Linked DNA regions of Homo sapiens: all the other regions are linked to region 1. A link is a loop called in an ENCODE intact Hi-C map of the cell type or tissue named here. Cell type or tissue: PC-9. All regions are shown on one strand.

What was found. Peaks named below come from ENCODE experiments on the same cell type or tissue, not always from the same donor. Only the 100,000 strongest peaks of a DNase experiment are listed, where the experiment ranks them.
Region 2: it touches region 1 in a loop (11-fold over the local background); 3 of 110 quality-filtered maps call a loop at or near these places.
Region 3: it touches region 1 in a loop (19-fold over the local background); 26 of 110 quality-filtered maps call a loop at or near these places.

What each region holds. Positions count from the first base shown.
Region 1 is chr17:40,853,487-40,861,486 of GRCh38, forward strand. KRT12 (keratin 12) reads right to left here. Exons shown (of 8, transcript NM_000223.4): 8 at 7,817-8,000. The region is part of intron 1 of LOC105371777 (a long non-coding RNA gene); the gene reads left to right. Among named protein-coding and RNA genes, the nearest start is that of KRT12, 9.7 kb to the right of the region's middle. RefSeq lists an enhancer at 3,511-3,805. In PC-9, a CTCF peak has its summit at 3,682 (motif pointing right); DNase peaks (open chromatin) are centred at 935 and 3,715; H3K27ac peaks cover 2,715 bases.
Region 2 is chr17:40,617,062-40,625,061 of GRCh38, forward strand. SMARCE1 (SWI/SNF related BAF chromatin remodeling complex subunit E1) reads right to left here. Exons shown (of 11, transcript NM_003079.5): 11 at 7,901-8,000. Among named protein-coding and RNA genes, the nearest start is that of SMARCE1, 27 kb to the right of the region's middle. RefSeq lists an enhancer at 6,805-6,944. In PC-9, CTCF peaks have their summits at 3,039 (motif pointing right) and 3,241; DNase peaks (open chromatin) are centred at 750 and 3,190; H3K4me3 peaks cover 782 bases; H3K27ac peaks cover 349 bases.
Region 3 is chr17:41,545,808-41,553,807 of GRCh38, forward strand. LINC00974 (long intergenic non-protein coding RNA 974) reads right to left here. Exons shown (of 3, transcript NR_038442.1): 2 at 6,066-6,730; 3 at 3,799-5,058. Among named protein-coding and RNA genes, the nearest start is that of LINC00974, 4.7 kb to the right of the region's middle. RefSeq lists a cis regulatory region at 2,115-2,475 and enhancers at 3,353-3,966, 3,506-3,555, 6,508-7,008. In PC-9, CTCF peaks have their summits at 3,419 and 3,620 (motif pointing right); DNase peaks (open chromatin) are centred at 2,304, 3,204, 3,604, 4,144 and 2 weaker places; H3K4me3 peaks cover 3,548 bases; H3K27ac peaks cover 4,894 bases.

The DNA of each region.
Region 1 (8,000 bases):
GAGTACAGTTTCTTTCTCTCCCTGTCCTGGGACTTCACCCTGTACTCTTCAACTAATCAACAATCTCTATGCTTTGGCTCACTCCAAAACTCTTAAAAACCCTCGCCCCAGAGTCCCCGGGAAGATGGATTTGGGGTTTTCTCTTTTCTCCTCATTTGTTGGCCTTACCATTAAACCTCTGTCTCTGTTGCAACCTGGTGCCTCTGGGTATTGACTTGCTGTGAACATCCAGGCAATGAACCTATTACAGCTACAGAATGAATACACAAATAAATGCATATGTGATGCCCCACTTGTATACATAAATAAGCCAGCGGAGAAAACCAAACACCACATGTTCTCACTCATAAATGGAAGTTGAACAATGAGAACATGTGGACACAGGGAGGGGAGCATCACACACCGGGGCCTGTCGGGGAGTGAGGGACTAGGGGAGGGATAACATTAAGGAGAAATACCTAATGTAGATGATGGGTTGATGGGTGCAGCAAACCACCATGGCACGTGTATGCCTATGTTACAAATCTGCACGTTCTGCACATGTATCTCAGAACTTAAAGTATAATAATAAAAAATAAAAATTACACTGCAACTTGTCAAAAAAGTTATACTTGTTGCTCTGTTTATTTGAAACGTGAAATTGCAGCCTGACGTGATTTCTTTAAAATCCCATGTTACTTGCAAATAAATGAAATATTTCAAAATGAGTACACTTAGCAGAAACTTAGTAGTGTATGTATAACTTCAGGAGATCAATAAGTGCAAGTCAGTAACTAAAATGACCATATTCTTACCAACCAAGGTCATAGCGTCGTGTGTTTACGGTGTTTTTAAAGATTTCAAAATGCCGGGCTAATGTGATTATATGTGATATTATTGTTGTCTTTTTGTACAAAGTGAGTCATCTCAAGTTGAGTAACTTGTTCTGAGTAAGATAATGACTCACTGAGAAAGCCTGAAATACCATCTAAATGGCTTCTATTAGAGCCCACTGCTGTCTGTGGACTGTTTTATCAGTGTGATTTATTTACAGGTCTGCTTCTAAATTGCGTATTTGTTCCATCATTTTGAAGAAGAGTTGCATTTCATTAAGAATATGTACATAGTGAAAAAACAATGACATATTTTAGCAACTAGAATTCGCAATGAATTTAATTCTAAAGAAGAGTAGTATGCAGAATTTTTTTCCTGAAAAAGCTTGATGCTCATGTTTTTACAGTCTATAAAGTTAAAATATCTATTCTGAGTTTTGCAAACAATTTATTGCATGTGTGTAAAGCATTGCATTTATTTATAATTCTGCTATATTATGCTAATTTAAGAAATAAACCCTAAAATCATGCATGACAATTCCCAAGAATGCTAAGCTTTTTTTGAGACGGAGTCTCACTCTGTCGCCCAGGCTGGAATGCAGTGGTGCGATCTCAGCTCACTGCAAGCTCTGCCTCCCGGGTTCACACCATTCTCCCGCCTCAGCCTCCCAAGTAGCTGGGACTACAGGTGCCCGCCACCACGCCCGGATAATTTTCTGTATTTTTAGTAGAGACAGGGTTTCTCTGTGTTAGCCAGGATGGTCTCAATCTCCTGACCTCATGATCTGCCCGCTTCGGCCTCCCAAAGTTCTGGGATTATAGGCGTGAGCCACTGCTCCCAGCCCCAGTTTTTCTTAATTTATTTTATATACTCTGTATTTAGTTGTAGAATCCTCCCCTTCAATTTGAGCAGCTACATTAATATTAGCATTTTAGACAGGCACCGTGGTTTGCACCTTTCATCAGGCATCTGACATTTGACTAAAATGGCAGTAGTCTGAGGTGGGAGGATCACTTGAGCCCAGGAATTTGAGGCTGCAGTGAGCTATGAGCACACCATTGCACTACAGCCTGGGTGACAGAGAGCGACCCCATCTCTGAAGAAAGCACATCTTATAGTTTCAAAGTGCTTTATGGCTTGTTAAGCTCCTTCACAGAAGTTGGCTTATTTGATGCTCACAACTTGTGATAGAGGGAAGATAAATATTATTCCCCCCTCCCCATATGTTGGGTGAGAAAAGTGCACTTTTTTTTTTTACAAAAGTGGAATAATTTAGGATTGTGCATGAAGGGAAGAAAAAGAATAAATATGTCTGGGGGAAATATGTAAACCAGTTCATTTCTTTAGTTGTAGAGAGACTTTTTTTCTTTGCATAATAATAGCAGGTAATATTTAGTGCTTACTATATGCCAAGTGTGAATTGACCCATAGAATTCTCATAATAGGGCGTGAAGCAGGTATCCTTTTTTGCCTTGATTTTAGGGAACAGAGAACTATGGAACAGAGAGGTAAGTAAAACCATTAGAAAGTGCCAGAGCTGGGACCCAAACTCAGGCCTTTGAACTGTGCTTTTAACCTCTATGCTCAGTGGTGTACTGGTGTAAAACAGTTTTCTGGGAAATACATTTTAAAAGCCCAAGTTCCATTTGTGTAAATACTCCCATCATGGCCAATTTCAAGCTGCCCATGGTTTAATAGCCAGCTTGGAAAATTCCTGAATATTTACTGATCAGTGATTAAGAGCCAGCTTGCCCTAGGACACCTTTGACGATCCTACATGGCCTCTCTGCGCCTGTGGACAGTATCATCTGAAGAAAGAATATTCAATTATTATTTTAAAATTGACTATTGAGTTAATATTTACTTACAATGAAATATATTCGTTTTAAATGTGCAGTTTGAAGAGCCTTGCTAAATGGACCCATCACCACAGTCAAGATACGGAACACTTCCATCGGTCCCAAAGGTTCTCAGGTGCCCCTTCCAGGTTAACCAGTTAATTCTCACTCCTCCCACACCTTTCAGCTCAGGTGACCACTGAGCTTATTTCTGTCACTATAGATGAGATTTTATCTTTCTGAAAGTTTCATATAAATGGAATCATACAGTATGTATTCTTTTGTGTCTGGTTTCTTTAGCTCAGCACAATCTTGGATTCAGTTCCAAGATTTAAGAAACATTTACTACCCCATAAAAAAATCATTTACTCAGCTATATGATTAAGAATTTCATTTTCATTTGATATTTGAGTATGTTTTTAAAGCCTGAGTAGTTATTGATTGGCTGGTTTTCTTAACTCTAAATAATTGCTAACTTTCTTTTTCACTTTATGCCTTGTAGAACTGCCTCCTTACTGGTGAACTTTTTGGAAACTAATTATTAGTTAAATAAGACAATTTTAATTTGCTAAGTTGATCGTTGTAAAAGGTTTGCTTTTTTTCTTCTTTCTTGTTTTAAAAGATAAACCTTCTAGTATCAATACATCTCAAGTGGCTTGAACACACAGGCTTAGCTTATTTTTATTTTATTTTATTTTATTTTTTGAGACGGAATCTTGCTCTGTTGCCCAGGCTGGAGTGCAGTGGTGTGATCTTGGCTCACTGCAACCTCCGCCTCCTGGGTTCAAGCTATTCTCCTGCCTCAGCCTCCCTAGTAGCTGGGACTACAGGCGCACGCCACCACTCCTGGCTAATTTTTGTATTTTTAGTAGAGATAGGGTTTCGCCATGTTAGCCAGGCTGGTCTCGAACTCCTGACCTCAAGTGACCCACCTGCCTTGGCCTCCCAAAGTGCTGGGATTACAGGCATGAGCCACCGCGCCCAGCCAGGTTAGTTTATTTTAAAGTTCATTTCTTGAGACTCCAGAAGATGGCACTCTTACAAAGCCTAAAGAAATAAAGCTTTGGCTTTGTTTTTCTACGTGGTTGTTTTTCTAGGTGGTTCCTTCCTGCTGTGACCCATTTGCAAAGCCATTTGTTTGGGAGAATAACATTTATTTTTTTTTCTGATTATCAGAGTCATATATGCTGTTTGTTAAACATTTTAATAAAGGTATTCTTCAAACCCCTTGCTAATCCCCAAGAGATAACTACTATAACAGTTCAGTATATATACAGTATTTTCCAGACCTTCCACTAGCTTTTACACACAACATATGCATATCAAAGTAAAAATTTAAATTTGTAAAATTTTAGATTTTAGGATAATCATAAACAATGTACTTGTCTTTTGCTATAGGATTCTTTATTCAGTTTTTTTTTCTTAGGAGTTCTTTTCTTTAAAGACAGACCTTCCACTTCTGCAATTCATTACTTGCCGAGTCCAAAGGGACCTCTCACATCTGTGTTGAATTAGGGCTTGTGGCCTAGTGAATGAGGGATAGACTCTCATGATAAGGATGCTGCTATGGTCTGAAAGTTTTTGTCCCCCCATATTTGTATGTTGAGACCTAATCACCAATGACCCAGTATTAGGAGGTGGGGTTTTCGAGAGTGGATTAGGTCATGAGGGTGGAGCCCTGGCGAAGGGGATTATTGTCCTTATAAATGAGGCCCTGGGGCATTGCTTTGTCCCTTCTGCCATGTGAGGATATATCGAGAAGCTGTGTATGATCCAGAAAGCGGGTCCTTATCAGACAGTGAAGCTGCCTCCAGAACTGTGAGAAATAAGTTTCTCTCATTTTTAAGCCACGCGGTCCGAGGTATTTTGTTCTAGCCGCCCGAAGGGACTGATAGATGCTGTGCTAGTTGCATTTCTTGTCAGTGAGAACAGGGCAAAGTGAAGTTACATAATAAGAAATGTAATGCTTCCTTTGCCAAGTGAAGACTTATAGGATATTTTGGCCAAGATAGTATCAGAAAAGGACTATTATTTGGGTCTTGCTGGCTGTGCCATGAAATCCTAGCCATTGGAACTTCAATGGGAAATTTTGTGAAATCACGAATTTTTTTCAGATAGTTTTTTCCCCCACGATATAACCCTGCCGGTAGCTGACTTCCCCAAGAGCATATAGTCCAGGAGACCAAGGAAGAACTGAAAGGCCTTTGTGATCTATCTTTGGAGGTCATATACTGTCACTTCTTCAATAAATCTGCTCCTCGTTCATTGTGAGAAGGAACTACACAAGGGAATGAAGACCAGGAGGCAGGGATCACTGGCACCAACCTGGAGGCTGCCACAAGTCACCAATATGTGGGTGCTATTTAAAACCATGGGATTGGCTGGGTGCGGTGGCTCACACCTGTAATCCCAGCACTTTGGGAGGCCGAGGCGGGCAGATCATGAGGTCAAGAGATGGAGACCATCCTGGCCAACATGGCAAAACCCTGTCTCTACCAAAATTACAAAAATTAGCTGGGCGTGGTGGTGTATGCCTATAGCCCCAGCTACTCAGGAGGCTGAGGCAGAAGAATCGCTTGAACCTGGGAGGTGGAGGTTGCAGTGAGCCAAGATTACACCATTGTACTCCAGCCTGGGCAACAGAGCGAGACTCCCTCTCAAACAAACAAACAAAACCCATGGGATAAGATCAGGGAGGAGAGGCTGGGGAGGGATCAGATGAGGTTACCTGGGGAGGGAGTATAGAGAAAAGACAAGAGGATTGAGCCAACATTCAGTCACAGAAGTCTGAGAAAAAGCTGCCTACAGAGTGATGGCTCTGGGAGCTTTGTGGTAAAAAATTTCCAAGAGAAGGGAATGCTGAGAAACTATGGTACTAGCTAATAAATGACCCTTGCATTTATACTTGTGCAAAATCCTTTCCCCTTTGAGTCTCACACCATTCTTATGTAGTTGTAAGGAAAACAGATGTTATTTAAAGCAGTAACTATTTGCAGACACTTTTGAGCACCAGGGAAGTAGAATCCTTTATTTATTACTTGGGGGCTGTGGACCTTGTTCAGAGGCCTTGATAAAATCCTTTTGAGTCTGAAAGGTAAAGGTTACCCTAGGATGTGTGCTGGAAGGTGAAGGCTAGACAAAGAGAGCTGAGCGTATAATAAAGTGAGATGAGTGGAGGATCTGAAACCATTAAAAATATTTTTTTCTTTTCTTTTTTTTGAGACAGGGTCTTACTCTGTTGCCCAGGCTGGAGTGCAGTGGCACGATAACAGCTCACTGCATTCTTGACCTTCCCAGGCTCAGGTAATCCTTCCACCTCAGCCTCCCAAGTAGCTGGGACTACAGGTGTGCACCCCCACACCCGACTAATTTTTTTTTATTTTTTAAATTTTTTTTGTAGAGACAGAGTTTTACCATGTTGTCCAGGCTGGTCTTGAATTCCTGGGCCCAAGCAATCTGCCCATATTGGCCTCCCAAAGTGCTGGGATTACAGACGTGAGCCACTGCATCTGGCCATATAAATGATATTAAAAGGAAAAGCTGCATACTGAAGCAAATCAGCTTAAGTTGGCTGACTAGCCATTGGCCTTTGGACTCAGCTCTGGAATTCCTCTTGTCTAACACAACTCCTCCCTCTCCCTTCTGCTTCTTTGACACTCCTTATTCACCATGTCTCCTTGTTTCTTCATCCCACTTTGGTTTCATACAGTAAATAATAATAAGACACAAATATTGAGTACTTTCTAGGTGCCAATAGTTTCCAGGTTCCTAGTGCTTTAGGTACACGACCTCATTTCATCTTCACAAAACCCGTGCCATGAAGCAGGTGCAGTCATTGCTATCATTTCCACTTTAAGAAACTGAGGAACACAGAGGTTAAATTACTTGTTATTAAGTAGCAGAGCCGGAAATTGAACCCAGTGTGATGTTAGAGGCCAGGCTCTTAATCATTGAATTTTGCCCATTTTCCTTTTAGGGTTTTGAATTTGGCAACCCATGTTGAACCACCATCTACTCAGGCTGAGACTTTGGCTGCCTTTTTCCCTAATGCAGAACATGATTTTTGTTACTGACTTGTGGGTCTGACCTGCCCCAGTGGGGACCCCACCCTGGGCCTCACTGCTGCCAGCTAGGAGAAAGGAGAGCAGAACCATGTTTGTTCACACCCTCTGTCTTTTCACATGTATTTGCCCTGTTGCCTTTCTCCCTCGTCTACCTGGATGATTTCTTTATGTAGCATTTCATTGCCCCTCCTGGAAAATTGTTCACTTCTTCCATGTGTCCTTCGAAGTTCTGTTTGTTTTCTTTTTTTTGCTTTTTTTTTTTTTGAGACAGAGTCTCACTCTATTGCCATGCTGGAGTGCAGTGGTGCAATCTTGGCTCACTGCAACCTTCGCCTCCCGGGTTCAAGTGATTCGCCTGCCTCAGCCTCCTGAGTAGCTGGGATTACAGCCACCTGCAACTGCACCCGGCTAATTTTTGTATTTTTAGTTAAGATGGGGTTTCACCATGTTGGCCAGGATGGTCTTGATCTCTTGAGCTCATGATCTGCCCGCCTCAGCCTCCCAAAGTGCTGGGATTACGGGCGTGAGCCATGGTGCCCAGCCCTTTGAACTTCTATTCAACAGATCTCACTGTATCAACATTCTTGGTAGGTGTTTATCTCTGCCCTCAACCATGAGCTCCTCAAGGCAAGGACCATATCATATTCATCACTGAGCCTCCAACCTGGCACACTGTAGGGGCTCAGCGTTTCTTGACTGCATGAATGATGGTGCTAGAAAATGAACAGGACAACTCTCAACTGCTGTAGTAGACAATATAATTTTGCTACAACCTTGATGAGCTTACATAAAAAGGCCAGAACTTCTAAAAGAATCTTCTTTTAGCTTAATCCTCAAACCCTGACATCTTCATCCCAGTTTTATCTACATTATCATTATTATCATTATTAATGTTGTGTAGAGATGGGGGTCTCTCTATGTTGTCCAGGCTGGTCTTGAACTCCGGGCCTCAAGCAATCATCTTGCCTCTCAGCCTCCCAAAGTGCTGGGATTATAGGTGTGAGTCATTACTCCCAGCCTCTATTTTATTAGTAGTATTTCAAAAACTTCTCTCTATGCTCTTGACATTCTTGTTGGAATCAAGGCATACATTTCACATTATTACCATTCATCTTTTATTACAATTAACTCTATTAAAACAATACTACTTGATTAAAGCTCTATGATTAAAAAATATTCCGGGTTACCAGAAGAAAGTTCGTTAAAAGACTACTCCAGGTCCAGAAGGATATAAGGTAATTTTGATTTGTTACAAAGACCAACATGACCAAAATGACTTGTGACT
Region 2 (8,000 bases), 240 kb before region 1:
CTGTCTCCAAGGTTCTGACTCCTTGGGGCTGAACCCAGGTCTCCTTCACCTCTGAGTTTCCCCCATCACTTGGCTCTTCATTAAGCCATCAGTAAGTACTGCATGAGCAAAAGGACAAGATTTATCATTGGATCTCAGAGGATGGCCTCTGTCTACCATCTTATTTTCTGAAGAAGTGGCTGTTTGCTTTCCAGGAAGAGGCCGGGGAGAGAGCTGGAAGGAGGGTCCATAGCAGATTTCTCCCAGGAATCTGGAAGAGCTGAAGTCTCATGAGGATCAGGACTGTGGGCTCAGGGGGCACCTAGCCGGGCGCTTGGGAACGACAGACCAGTTTGCTGGTTTAGGCAGGAGAAAGGGGGTAGAAATCTTGTTAATTTCTGGCAGTGTAGAAATCTACCCAGTCTACCAGTTTGGGAGAGGGTTGGTTTTCAGGGTGAGGCCAGAAGAAATTCCACACAGATGTATTCCAGCTCCTTCTTTCTGGGGGTACAGAGTAGGGTGAGCTATAAAGAGTGAAGGGATGGGACCACCTCCAAGAGCAGCCACCTCTGACCCAAGAACCATGTTTCCAAATGGACAGAGTTGATTTAACAACGACTCAAATATCCTACAAGTTAATACCTACTTCTTTCTCCTCAATCAAGGCCCAGTCATCCCTGGGGAGAAGCCTTGAGTGCTGGGCTGGGCCCTGGGTGGGGAATTTAATGTGCTGTCATTTTACTGACATCTGTAGAGGTTTGAAACTGGACAAACAGGAAGTGTCCTGTCTTTAACACTTGCACAATCTCAAGCCTTTTGTGAAATATCAAGGAGTGGAGGTCGCAGGGGCCCGTGGTGTGAGGTGCTGTGAGGTAGCCCTGGACCTGTCTCTGATCCTGAGAGCTGGGCCCTCTGCAGCTGAGAACGTGCCCTGCAGCCGCTTTCCCTCCTTAGCCGTCGTGCACAACCTGTGCTGTGAGACGCTGCTGCTTGCCTGGCACTGCTGTTGAATCAGTCTCCATCTCCTCATTTTGATGGCAGCCTGGGTTTGTTATCCTTCAAAGATCGTCTCTTGGAAGGACACCAGCCTCTGATTACATTTCCGAGCCTGCCTGGAGGCAGCTAAGCTAATCCGACACGATTTGGGTGGATTCCCTTCTGGCCTCATGTTCTGACACAACCTCTGGCAGCAGTAGGGTGGGAAGATGGACAAAATAATTACGCCCTATGAGTTGAAAGGAGAATTAAAATTAATTCCCTCGTGCAACTTTTTTTTTTTTTTTTTTTTTGCGCCAGGTGTGGTGGCTCACGCCTGTAATCCCAGCACTTTCGGAGGCTGAGACGGGTGGATCACTTGAGGCCAGGAGTTCGAGACCAGCCTGGCCAACATGGCAAAACACTCTCTCTACTAAAAAATACAAAAATTAGCTGGGTATGGTGGGACATGCGTGTAATCCCAGTTACTAGGGAGAATGAGGCAGGAGAATTGCTTGAACCCGGGAGGTGGAGGTTCAGGGAGCCGAGATCACGCCACTGCACTCAAGCCTGGGCAACAGAGACTCTCAAAAAAAAAATTTCTTTATGAGTACCTAGTAGCAGATAATTCAGGGCTGTTCTCTATTCCTTTTGTAACAGGTCTAATTTATGGCAGTAATTTTTTTAAAAAACTATTTTTTTCAGTAGAATTTTGTACATATGACTTCTATAACATTTAGGACATTTATCCTTGCTTATTATAAAAATGATTTAATTGTAGTAAACCCGGTTTTGAAAAGAGAAGAATAAGAGATCGCCCATAATCTTAACACTGAACACACCGGATCCAGTTTGTTTTCCCAACCAGTCTTCATCTGATAGCGTGTTTAATTGCATGATCCTAATATACATTTACTTTTTGAAGAAACCTAGTTTGCACGGTCCCATGTGGCTACATAATCTTTCTCATCATCGTTAAGGCACAAAATACCTTTAGGATCATAATTTACTCAGCCAACTTCCTGCAGCTGAAAATTTAATTATTTCTTTTACCTTTCAAACCAATGTGTTTGCTTGTCTTTTCTGGACTCTGCCCTGGGGCCCCGGCAGAGAGGAGGTGGAGCCGTGGAACAGGGTTAGACCCAACTCATCTTCACGTCCTGCCCCTCAGCCCGGCCCTTGGCCCGACCCCTGCCAAATGGCTCCGGCTGTGTTCAGGTGCCTGCGGAAAGGCGCTCCTACCTGTCAGCAGTGTAAGGGCATTTCCAGGTCACATCTGTCAAGGACTTTCATTCATGGAGCACTTGCCCACTGGACACTTGCCACTTGTGTAGACACCTCCTCTAGCAGGGACCATGCCATACTGCATCTTTTATTACTGGTGCCAAGGAGGGTTCCTGGCATATAAAAAGTGCTCAGCAGTTGTTTGTTGAGTGAATGAAAGTTAAGAGTGATTGACAACTCACGAGGAATCCTGTAAGTCACCAGGCTCTTGCCCAGCTTGGGCTGCAGAATCGGACACTGTGCTGCTTCACAGGCCTTGGGGACTTTGACTAAGATACCTTCCCCATCCCCCAACTTCAACCATACATTTATGAAGGTTTAATAGCGCAGGGTCCCCACCAGACCCTCCAGCGTAGGTCTATTTTTTTTTTTTTGAGATGGAGTCTCACTCTGCCTCCCAGGCTGGAGTGCAGTGGCGTAATCTCGGCTCACTGCACCCTCTGCCGCCCAGGTTCAAGCAATTCTCCTGCCTCAGCCTCCCGAGTAGCTGAGATTACAGGCACCTGCCACCGCATCTGGCTGATTTTTGTAGTTTTAGTAGAGACGGGGTTTCACCATCTTGGTCAGGCTGGTCTTGAACTCCTGACCTCGTGATCCGCCCGCCTTGGCCTCCCAAAGTGCTGGGATTACAGGCGTGAACTACCGCGTCCGGCCCCCTTTTTTATTTATTAGGGTGATCAGCTTGTTTCCGTTTTCCCGGGACTTGCCTGGTTTTATCACTGAATGTCCTTCCTCAGTCCCAGGTAAGCGGGGACAGAGTTCTCCTAGTTCTCGGCATCCAGTGCTTAACAAGCTCCTGTAGAGGGCGCTGGAGGAAAAGCTCAGGAGGCAGGTGCCGGATGGATTGAGCAGTTGCTGTCCCAGGTGGAAGATATCATGTCACCCGGACACCATCGCCCGGAAAATATCACGTCACCTGGACACCATCAGACTCAGGAGCGGGTTAGAAAACAACCGATCTCCTTAACCCTCCCCCAGGAAACGCTTGTGTCAGGAAACTGATGCTTATTGGCCAAGAGGGAGTGACCGTGTCAGACAAGTCTCTGTTTCTTCATCCTGAGAAAGCAAATCATGTATAAATGAATTGTGGTTGTTTCAGGCTGTCAAACTCCAAATGTGTTCTGGCTGCAACTACCCTGACAGCAGGATGCTCCAGTTGCATTGACCTAGAACAATCTAGGACAGAGAAAAAAAAAATCGCTTTGATTTTGTTGGGGAGGACACATTTTTTAATTCTGTCTTTCCAGGTTCTTGGCAGGATCTCTGTAACAAAAGTCAGGCTAGAAAGAGAGAAGCATATATATTTATTTAATACACGTTTTATGTGATACAGGGGCTTTTGTAAGGAAATGAAGACCCAAAGAAATGTTTAAACCTGAGTGTTTTTATACGGGGTTTGATGAAGAGTGGAAAGTCATGGAAGAATATGATAGGACAGAGGGGATGAGCTGAGGGTGGGAAAGCGGGGGGAAGCTCAGCAAGGCCTGTTTGCCCAGTTTCTCTTCTTCGCAGATAAAAATGCGCTCTTCCCCTGAGTATAGGGAGGGCACCTGTCACCTGAGGTTCTTATGACCTGCTTCAAGGGAAGTTCAGAAATTGGTTCAGCTTAAAACATCCACTATTTTCAAGGTGCCATATTTTGGGCCTGAATCCCATCCATTTTTTTTCAAGTGTGTCTATCCTGACACACATTTTTTTTCAAGTGTGTCTAAAACTGTCCATTTTCCCCTGGTTTATGTAGACCTATCCAATTCCCTTGGGAAACTCAGTGGGAAACATGAAATTTACTTTCGAAGTGGGTGGTGATAATGAAAAATTAATCTTGCTACGATTCTGGTAAGAGACCAGACCCACACAGACCCTACTTTGGGCATTACCTGGCTGAAGCCAGCAGCAAGGCAGCGCACCCTTCTGACACGCACAGGTTGCCAGGGGCTCCACATGCATCAGCCCCCTGCTTTGGTGCATCACATATATTGCTGTTGATGTGTTCAACTCTGTTGCAAAGTGTTTGGAACAGATAACATCACAGTCGGATCATTTATCAATTCTTTCACTCGCCCACCTTTTGTTGTTGAACCACATACTTTGGGTAATAACTACAGTTTATTAGGTATGCTGTGAACACTGTTTTTAAGGAGTGCCTGGCTGAAAACACCCACAAAATGATTTAAAAACACAAAGCTAGGCCAGGCAGAGTGGCTTACGCCTGTAATCCAAGCACTTTGGGAGGCCGAGGAGGGCGGATCACTTGAGGCCAGGAGTTGGAGACCAGCCTGGCCATCATGGCAAAATCCCGTCTCTACCAAAAATACAAGAATTAGCTGTGCATGATGACGTGTGCTGTAGTCCCAGCTACTCGGGAGGCTGAGTTAGGAGAATTGCTTGAACCCAGGAGGCGGAGGTTGCAGTGAGCTGAGATCACTCCATTGCACTCCAGCCTGGGCAACAGAACGAAACTATCTCAAACAGAACAAAACAAAACAAACCCTCCGAAACCCACAGAGCTAGTATTTACAAGTTGGAATGTCATCATTGTGAATGTTTCCATCTGCACAAATATCTGGAAAACGACTATTAGGATACCAGCCTTTATTACTGCTCTATTAAGAGAAGCCATTTGCTCCTAAGCCCTTCGCTCTCTTAAAAAAATCATTTTAAGAACTGGAGTGGTTATGAGAAAAGCACCGGTGCTTTTAAAGATTTGCAGAAGGGGGAAAGGTCACTTGGCTGTCAGTTTGAGTTTTTATCTCATAGATGGGGTACCTATCACTCACAGAACTGGAGTCGGATAGACCTGAGTGGGAATCCTGTCTCCATCATAAATTAACTGTGTGATCTTGGACAAGTTATTTAACTTTTCTAAACCTCAGTTTCTCCATCTTTAAAACAGAGATGATATTCATAATATGTCATTAAAAAGTATAACATTAGAATGTGTCGCACACTGAAGAACGTCCAACTCTTGGCAAAGTTCAGTCCAACTAGGCTTGAACATGTTTTTAAAAATATCCTGAGGCTCTGCTCTCCCCGGAAGAAGCTGTAAAGAACAATTCCAGCCCTGGCACTGAGACAATTGGATCTTAGATGAGTCATTCACTTCTCTTTTTTGGGGCCTCAGTTTCCCCTTTGGTAAAATGAAGAGATTAAACCAAATCAGTGATTCTCCAAACTTTGCTAGTCTGCTAGGCTTCTCCTTAGTAGCCTCTAATTCAGTAGTCTTGGGTGGGGTTCAGACAGCTTCCCTAGGAGATTCTGTGCTCAATCTGAGAGCCACCCACCTAAGAACCACAACCACAGCCACCTAGACTCTGACTGACATTTGATGGCTTCAAGGAGGTATTTTAAAGCTATTGTCCCAGAATACGTGGTGTGTTTTTTGAGGAGGAGGAAGATCTATCCACGGCACACATCAGGAAGAGGTGGTTAAAGGTCAGAGAGTTATTCTGCAGAAAATCCATCTGATTTGGTACTTCCTGAAATTTTTGACACCCAACCAGGGATGTCTTTTAAAAGGTTCCCCACTGCTCACAGATTGACAGGAAACCACAACAGGGGTAAAATGCACGCATAACACAGCATACATCAGACATGAGGGTAGTTCTCTATATAGCACAGTATTTTTTATTATTGTAGGCTTACAAATGATTTAAGTCTGTGTGTTTGTGTGTGTGTGTGTACTTTTTCATTTTGGTGGTATGGAAAGCTTTGGAGGGAAGAAGGAAAGGATTCCACAAGGAATAGTTTTTCCATATACATCTCCCATTGCAAGAACACTGATCTCCGAGTGGATTCTTTTGTCTTGAGTCTTTTGAATTATTGATCCACAATGATGAAATCCCTAGCACAGATGTTCAATCTTGATGTCATTTAATATCTCGTACAACAGCCTGAGGCTAATTTTCCTCTCTCCAGGAAAAATGGTTTGTAAGAGTTGATTGATCAACTCAAGCCCAAGATCACAAATATAAACTTCATTGGTAAAGTGATCTACTCTAATATTATCTTCAGGGATTAGAAAATAAAAAGTATAAAAAGTGCATGAGCATACAGTAAGTGCTCAACAAATGTTGGCTTTTATTATTATTAGGTGATCATGGAATTAACTTTCACTAATTTGCCCTTGAGTTATAAGCCGCTGTTGACCCGGGGATAGTTTCTAAAAAGACAAATCTCCTGCAACTGCAGGTAGCAGAAGATAGACCTTCCCATTAGTGCTGTCTTCTCCTAAGCGTGTTATCCAGACCACCATGTGGGATCCTTGGGATGATTTTGGGTAGTACACAGACCATTTAAATAATGTTCTTTGAAAAAAAAAAACTTTATTTAAAAAATAGAGACAGGGTCTTGCTATGTTGCCCAGGCTGGTCTTGAACTTCTGAACACAAGCGATCCTCCTGCCTTGGCCTCCCAAAGTGCTGAGACTTGGCCTTAAATAATACTCTTTTAAATAGTACGTATTTAGGCCTAAAGAGAACTACTAAAATATTTGCGTTAAGGTTATTTTCTTTTTTGACAAAAGACAATGGTTTTAACATTTATGCTGATATACAGTTTCCCTTTAAAATAAATCATTCAAGTGGAAGAAGCTGATTCAAAGAAAGCTGCTAAGTAATAATAGCACAAGTTGTACCCAGAAATGGTAAAAATTGTGATGGTGGCATGCAAATGACCGAGTTTGAGAAGTACTAGATCAGTGAACTGAACCTGTGTGCTCCCCGTTGGGCTACATCTGAAAACATTCGTCAACACTCATTTCATGGAGCTTGAATCCGTAGTACAGTTACAAAACTTCTGTGCTGTACAGGACCTTGAGGTCATCGTGGGACCACCCCTGTATTTTAGGCAGATGGTTTCCATGATCTGGAGATGTTGTGTCTCAAGTGCAATACACTGGGGAGGAAACACGACTTTACCAGATTAGAGAAAACCATGTTTGAAAAGAGACAGTCCTTCTATCCCAGGAGAGACACATTGGAGGGGAGACGACAGGACAATGAGAATGTAAACTATCTACGTTCCAAATTTTTCTGTACATTAAAAAAATTAAAAATTCTAAAAAAGAAAACGGAAATTGTCTTCTGAAAGGATCTCAAGGAGCACATGTCTTGAAATACCTGAAGATCTTTTACTTGGAAGGTGATGACATGTACTCTAATTGACTTCAAGTTGTGTAAGAGGGAGGCTGAAATTATAGGAAGACAGATTTTTAGTTCAGTGAGAGGAAATACCTTTAGTGAACTAAAGAAGGAATGAGCTATCTTAAGACATGATGGGCTCCCCAAGACTAGAAGTATTTATTTAAACAGAACCATGACGACCTTAGGGGACCTGGGACCAAGTGCTAGACGGGTGTGGAGGTGGCTGACCGAGGGTCCTTGCTGCCCCTTAAAGTCAAGGAGTTTAAGGCAGCCTTTCCTTTCTTTCAAGTGGCTCCTCAAAGGGAGCCATTATCTGCAGCTACTGTCTCAGTTTTATGTAAAGAGTATTTATCATTTGGGAATTTCCCCTCCCCATATAATACTTTTGACTCCTGAATGCATGCAAAAGAGCTGTAAGAAACTTTCTGGTGCTAAATGAGAAAATGTGTGAACATAAATGAGCTAGTTTAACTAAAAGTTCACCAAAATGTATTTTAAACATCAGGCTCTTAAAAACTCAATAGTTTGAAATTTGCATTTTAATCAGCGTTTGGCTAACAATATGAGATAAACTATTAGAGAAGTGTAGGTCATTCTGGCAAATAGAAAGTTCCATCATTT
Region 3 (8,000 bases), 690 kb after region 1:
TCACTGCTCCCTGTGCGGTGGGGTGGAGGGAAGGGGAAAGTGTTCTTCCAAAAAGCTGAGATTTGAAGAATGAGGAGTGGGAAGAAAAGGGCTCGGGTGGTGGGTGTTTCTGGCACAGGGAAAGCTGTGGGAAATGGCCTGGCCAGGTGAGACAATGCGGGGAGTTCAGGGAGGGAGCAGTTCAGTGTGTTGGAGGCGTAACACTGGGAGAGTTGGAGGCCTGGAGGCTGGGGAAGGCAGGGGAGGGGACAAGTGCTGCCTGCGGGCCTGTTGGCAGTGGGGGTGTGGGTGGATAAGAGACGGGCCAATGGAGGGCCTCACGGAGGGGACAACTGCGAGGGTCCGACTCACCATGCAGGTCCTGAATAAAGCCGTGCTGGGCCTGGAGAAGTGTGGGTCGGGGAGGGATGGACACTGAACAGCAAGGCTCACCTCACATCCAGGAGGCCCCCCGCCAGCCCCGCCATGCCACAGGCACTGACGGTTGCCACTAAGCCTCAGAGGCCAACTGCATTTATTTGGAAATGGAGCAAGGCACTGGCCATGTCCAGGCTGGCTTTCCAGCCCTGTCCCCCAAAATCACAGTCTTCCTGCAATTACTCACAGGTGCTGGCCAATAGTGCTTAGGTTCTCAAATGCCTGCTTCTACTCAGGCTATCCTATCCACCTGCAGGGTCCTTCCCCTCAGCCGTCACAGGTTGAAACTGTGCCTCTTCACCATTGCCTGGAGTAGACAGAATAATGGCCCTCCAAAGATACGCCAATCGGAACCTGTGAGCATGTACCTTCCATGGCAGAAAGAGACTTTGCAGATGTGATTACATTAAGGATCTTGGAATGGGGGTTGGGTTATCCTGGATTATCCGATTGAGTCCAAAGTAATCACAAGGGTCCTTGTAAGAGAGAGGCGAGATGGTCAAGGTCACAGAGAGGAGCTGGGACCATGGAAGCAGAGGTCAAAGTGAGGCACTTTGAAGGAGGAAGATCCCACAAGCCAAGGAAGGCAGGCAGCCCCTGGAGGCTGGAAGAGGCCAGGAGACAGACTCTCCCGTAGAGCCCCTAGAAAAAAAGCATTTCTGATGACACCTTGATTTTAGCCCATAAGGCCCATTTCAGATTTCTGACTTCCAGGCCTAGAAGATAGTAAGTTTGTGTTGTTTTAAGCCACTGAGTTTGCCACCACTTGTTACAGCAGCAACGTGGAACTCATACATCACCTCTTCCTTCAGGCCTTTGTGATCCCTGGCACTCGCTCTTCCTCCTCTGAGCCCCTCTGGTGCTTTACCTGACCCTCTCCCAGGCACTGTCCTCTTCCTATATGGGTGAGAATTCATTGGCTCTTATCCCCTCTACCAGCCAGTGAGCTCCTTGAGGCTGGGGTCTGGCTCATATTTGTGCCCCCTTGCCCAACCACTGGTTGGGCTGATAATTCTCCCTGGATCCTTAGATCTACTCTCCACCTTCCTCTGTCCTGCTCTGTACCTGGAAGGATGATCCCTGTGTCACTGGCTCCCTTCCCTCCAACTGCCCCATTGGAATCAGCCATCCATCAGTAGGCAGCAGCGGAAGATGGAGAACAGGAAGAAAGGGGCCTGTGTATCTATCCCCCCACCTCTCCTTGCCCAGCCACGGTTCTGGCTGCAGCTGCTCGCTCTAAGGCTCCTGCAGGGCAGCCCTCCCCTGGCCACACCCCCTCAAACTCCCTTTTCCCATCCCTCCGCTTCCCACTGCTCTGCTCTGGGCTGTCTGATCCCTGCTGCTCCTGTCCACACCTCCAGAAATAGTTCCCTTTCTACACTCGGTCAACCCTGAGAGTCCGTCATATTCTGTGGGGCCCCTGGTGGATGCAGATGTGGCTGATCATCTACGTGGACAGCCAGGTGCAACACGCCTGGTAGATGTGTGAACACTGCTTCGGTCTGTCTGTCTTAGATGATGGCTGGCTGGGAGGGGCACTCCCCATCCCCAGCACACAGGCAGGAAGAAGGGCGTTGGCACTGACCAGGAGAGGCTGTGAGCAGGACAAAAAAGCAGCCAGACCCTCACCCCGTCTCTCCCCACACAGACCCACATGCTGACAGGTCCCAGGACACATTTCTCCTGCCCACCCTCACCCCTAGGGAGCTCCGGGCAGCGCAGAGGCTGGGCAAGTGGGACTGGCAGGGTGCCATGCCTTGGTCCCAGAGGGCTGCCTCCCTTCCTGGTAGGTCTGTGCCTGGTGCTGCCAGGCCTGGCCCGGCCTCCACACTCCTTCCCCTTCACACCACAATCTGAGCTGGCGAGTGACTCATCCCACCATCCTCCTACGTGCCCCGTCCCTGACTCCACCAAACTTGGCCTCTCTTGGCTCCATCTCTGCACTGGCTCACAGCAGCAAAAGCATGTCCACCCCCACGCCCTGCACCGCAGACTAAGGCAGCTCACTGCACCTCAACGAGGAAGAGCCAGGCTCTGACATTCCCAGCTTGGATCTCCAAGGAGGTGGCTGTACTGACACGTGGACAGAGCCCCATGGCCCCCACACTGACACACTGGATCAGGCAACTCTGCTGTCTCTTGACATCCATGATGTCCACTCCTTACAACAACCTTCCAAGGGTTACTGCCCATTTTACAGATGAGGAAACTGAGGCTCGGGGAGGTTACATGACATGGCAGGTGGTAGTGGAGCTGACTCCAAAGGCTCCTGCCTTCCTCTATAGCATCTCCCCCTCTACCCTGAGCCAAACTCCGGGAAGCCATGAGTTGTGTAGGAAAGGGCTTGGGCACTGACTTGGCGGTCCAAAGCCCTGAGGCCAGGCTCCGCCTTTCATCAGCTGGCTGACTTCGGGCAAGCCCTCGGCCTCTGTGAAACTGTTTTCCAGTCCATAACAGGAACAGGGATCCTGCCCTGCCCACCTCACCGGGCATTCAGAGGCTCAGAGAGAAGAAGCAGCGTCTGCAAAGTGAAGTCTGGGGAAGGTGGTTGTGGGGTGCCTCAGCAGCCCGCCACCGGAGCCCGGAGAGAGGCGGTGATGTCCGCTTTGGAGCCAACCTCGGCTCTGGACAGGGCAGGCTGCCGGCCACAAGGCCCCGTCTTTGCAAGCTCCCCAGGCGGGGTGCAGCTTCCTTTGTCCCTAGGCGGGGTGCAGCTTCCTTTGTCCTCAGACTGAACATCTCCCTCCGCCACCGGTGCGGGAGGAGCCCAGGACCTCGCCAACTCGGCTTCACAGCGCCTCCTGGGGGCCGCGAGGGGACTCGCCAACCTGCCTGCAGGCGGGCTCCCTCCTACCGCCTCCCTCTGCACCCCTGACCCTGCTCAGTGCTGTGTGAGAGGAACGGTCAGAGGGAGCCTGTCTGGGCAAAGGCAGGCCCCACACTCCAGGCTGCTCCCTGGCCTCCCTACAGCAACAAAGGGACGTTGAGCTGAGAGCAATACAAGAGAAAGAGCCCTAGGAGGGCTGGAAGTCCAAATGCCTGCATTCTACCTTTGTGGCCCTGGGCATGTGTCTTCCCCTCTCTGGGCCACAAAAGAGTGGAGGAGGCCACCTCTCTAAGGAAAGAGAGCTCCCCGCCCAGCGCTAAAACTGTGGTTTCTCTGACGCTCAATTTCCTGGCGTGTAACATGGCCACAAGGGGCCGCTGCAGCCACAGCTGTGAAGGAAACAGTTCACACCGTGCTATATCGTTCATGGATAGTTCATGGGGTTTTATAGGCTCTTGTTCATTTCCATAAAGTCTTCCTTGGACTTGGCAAACTTTTCCTCTGAAAATTCCAAAGTGTAACCAAGAAGGGAAAGGAAGAGAAGAGAACCAAGAGAAGGGAAAAGAGGATTTTATTTGGTTCGTGTTTGGACCTAAGAGAAAACCAGAAAGATTGCCCCTGCGGCTGAGGGGAGCCACAATATTGGCGAGAGATAGGAGAGGCCCCTCAGGGAGAAGAAAGCTTGGGGAATGCAGATCTCTCTTTAAGATTGATGACTTTCAGTATCATAAATCGGTAGAGCCAGAGAGTCCTCAGCCCTCGCCCCATTCCTTTATCAGTCACGCTCGCGCAAGCACTGGCCTCTGCCTCTCCTTGCAGAAGTGACTTGTTTACATGTTAGTACAGCTAGTTCCTGCCTGACTGAACCACTGTCATCTGAGAATTGAGGGTCAAAGTTGGATCTTCCCAGCTCAGAGGAGAAGCCTTCTCTAAACAAAGGAGGGGCTCAGCTGGGTAGGTTGTTGCAAAGAGAACTCACTTCAGAGCCAAGGCAGCCAGGCCCTGTCACTTAAAAGCTATGTGACCTTGTGCAAGTCATTGAACCTGTCTAAGACTCAGGATACTGAGACAGCAAGACCTTCCTCAAATTGCCGAGGTGAGAATTAATGAAATAGTCTGTCTAACGTGCCTGGGACCTACCAGAAGCTCAGCCAGTGGAGTCATTAAATTTTGTCTTTATTATTAGCAATACAGTTCTCGTAGCACACATTGCAAAGGATCGTGTACCCAGCTCAGGGGCACAAGGTGTGTGATTGCGAGGACATCAGAGAAAACAAGGTGCGATGAACTGGCGGTAGGCATTTGTTGGGACAATGACAGGGCCCTGGCCTGATCAAGGGAAGGATCAGGGGGAGAAGGAGATACTGGGGGGCTGGGAGGTGGGGATGAAGGAGGGGCACTGTCCCCACAACTCCTCATGCTCGGCTTCTGCAGTCCCGAGTACAGACCCAAGTCTGTTTCTCCTTGTCCCATTCTGCCTAAGGGCTGGAGCTTCTCAGAAACTCTGACAGGACATGTGTCCATCTTCAGTGGGGACCCTCCCCCTCCTAGAAGTCCCCCGTCCAGCTGGGGAGGACAGGTCAGGGTGAGGGCAGCAGCCACCCAGCAGCCTCCATCAGAGATCATCAGCATTTCCCACCATGAATTCAGCAGCGCATCTCGTGGTCAAATCCATAGGTGATTTCTGGGTTCTGTAGCCTCCTCTTATAAACTTACAAAGCACTTTAAGCAAACAAAAGCTTTGGCCAGGTGCAGTGACCCACGCCTGTAGTCCCAGCACCTTGGGAGGCCAAGGCCAAAAGCTTTGAGAAGTCCTGCAAAAAAAAAAAAAAGGTTTGGTTTGTTTATCTCCATGTTTTCCACTGGATTTGATCACAAGAGTTTTGTTTGGGGTTATTTTATATTAATTAACACCCCTGGGAACATACACTGGAAAATCCAGGGGCCCAAAGAACTCAAGATAGGGTTCCAGTTAAGAACTATTATGTTCCAGACCAGCCTGGCCAACATGGTGAAACCCCATATCTACTAAAAATACAAAAAATTAGCCGTGTGTGGTGGCATGTGCCTGTAATCCCAGCTACTTAGGAGACTGAGGTGGGTGGATCACCTGAGGTCAGGAGTTCGAGATCAGCCTGGCCAACATAGTGAAACCTCGTCTCTACTAAAAATACAAAAAATTAGCCAGGTGTGGTGGCGGGTGCCTATAATCCCAGCTACTCAGGAGGCTGAGACGGGAGGATCACTTGAACCAGGAGGTCAAGGCTGCAGTGAGCTGAGATCGCACCACTGCACTCTAGCCTGGGTGACAAAGCGAGACTCCACCTAAAATTTAAAAAAAAAAAAAAAAACTAGTATGAAGGGAATGCTCTCAACGAGCATCCCCTGCCCCAACTTTTTGTACCTCAAACATGACTATTTGCTGTGGATTCTGAATTTGCTTTGTTTCCTTTGTATTTTGCAGTTTTCCATTAGGGCTGACAGAAGTTCCTTTGGGAAAACCCCAGCATGTGTTAGTCATGCCGAGGGGAATGGAGGGAAGGAACTCGCTTTGTTCTCATTTTGGCCTGAGAGGAGGGAGAACAGTAGGACCCCTGGGGCTTGGGGGCTGGCATGGCCTGAGATGGATGTGAGACCCAGGGGCAGAGAAAATGCTAAGAGCTTTTTGGACCATGGATTTTCCATGACTCAGAAAGTCAGTGGAGCCCGCCCTCCCTGGTGCCCTCGTTCCTTCATTGCCACTGCATTTGTTCCACACACTGAGGAGTCTGGTGAGGAAACTGAGGCCCAGAGACAAGAAATACCTGGGACAGAGACTCACTGTTCATGGGTAGCTGCTTGCTTTCCAAGAAGACATTTCCAGAGCTTTCCTGCTCGTGGGAGGTGTCTGTAATTGTTTTAGACAGCATGAGGTGAAGAGGGTGGGCTTGCGGGTCAGACCCACTCAGATCCTTTGTCAGCTGAGTTATGTCATTTCTCTGAGCCTCAGTTTCCCATCTGGGAAGCTGGGGGTAGTGAGAAATAAGGAAGATGACTTCTGTACATGCTTGCCACCGTCCCAGGACAGACGAGGCCCAGCTGCCATACAGAGGAGGTGACAGCATGGAGCGGGGTCAGGGGTGCAGAAGGAGGCGCTAGGAGGAAGGGACAAATGAGGATAGAGGCTGTTGTCCATAGAGCACACTCCTTGGAGGGAGGAGGGACCCAACTCAGACACAGCTCACTCAGGTCAGGGGCAGGAGCCTCTGAGGTGGGTGGGGGGGTGTGACGGGCTGGTGGGAGCTCGTAAGCAGGGACATGCCCCTGCCCTGGAGGTTACTCAGTGGGGCTGGGAGTTTCGCAGGTGGTGCTTCTCAGTCCAGCGCTGCTTCCGTGGGTTAGGATGAAGACCCATCTTCTTGCCTTGTCCTCCTCCACGAGGGGCTTATCCAGAACAAAAGCTGTTGGCAGTTCCTGGCCAACAGGTTCTCCTCCTCCACTGCAGGGCTAGAAAAAGGTGAAAACAAAAGGGACATGTGCTTCTCTGTGGCTCTCGGGGTACAGTTCAGTCTCCCCACCATGAGCAAGTCCTCCACGACTGACCGCCTACTCCCACCAGCACCTCGTCATCCCTCTTCAGCCCCTCCTCACCCTCTGCACAGTAGCCCCAGGAAGTTCAAGTTCCAGCTCCTCCAGTGGGCCACTTTCAGTCACACCTCCAGGCCTTCACTGATGCAGTTCCCCCTACCCAGAACTGCCCACCCCCAACACACACAAACACACACACACACACACACAAACACACATGCACACCACCTCCATTGAATATCACCTCCACCAAATATCACCTCCACCAAATATCAAATATCAAATCCAACATCTTCCTGGTGTGTTGACCCAACACTTTCTCCAAAGAATGTTCCCTGCCTCCCAAGACTGTGTTAGTTGTTTCTGCTGTGTGGCCCAGAGTCCCTGGGCTTCCCCCTAATGGAATGCAGCATACTGTATGGAGGTGGCTGTTACCTGTTGGTCTCTCCGACAAGACTCTATGGGGGCAGACTCTGCCTGGGTCACTGTAGTAGCCCCAGCTACTAGCCCCATGCCTGGCACAGAGTAGGCCCTCAGTGATTACCCATTGAATGAAGGGGTCAATGACAGGCAGAGTCTCCACTTGGGGCTCCCAATGAGCAGAGAACTTGGGGAAGCTAACCTTCCTCCCCACACACACCCCACCTTTGAATCTCAAGCTTGACTCTTATGGGTTTGGTGTTGATTCACTTCCCTGAGGTTTCCCTCCATCTTGACAAATGCTCCTTCTGACAACCCCAACATGACTGAGTCATGGTGAGGGCAAGAGATGAAAGGAATCATGTTTGAGAGTTTGGCCTGAGTTCGGGTGAGGATGGCATGTCTCTGAGGCTGAGGGTGCTGGTAGCAGCAAAGACAGACTGAGGGATTCCCGGGTGGGAAGAAAGCTCAGGAATATCAAAGCCATCGGAGGACACATGAGTGTCACACCCAGCATGTGGGTGCAGAGCCGTCCTTAGGGACTGTCTGTCCTTGCAGGGTTATTCACCCAGGACCCCTCTGCACCCACACTCTGCTTCTGATACTCATGTGTTCTCCGACAGCTTTGATCTTCCTGGGGAGAGATCAAGGTAACTCTTGGAGAAAATTGAGGCCACAGCGCAATCTTAAAAAGTGTTAAAAATTGTTAGAGGCCAGATAGGTCGTGCTAAGAGCAGGAGGTAGGGAGCCAGATCAACACTGGTGTGGG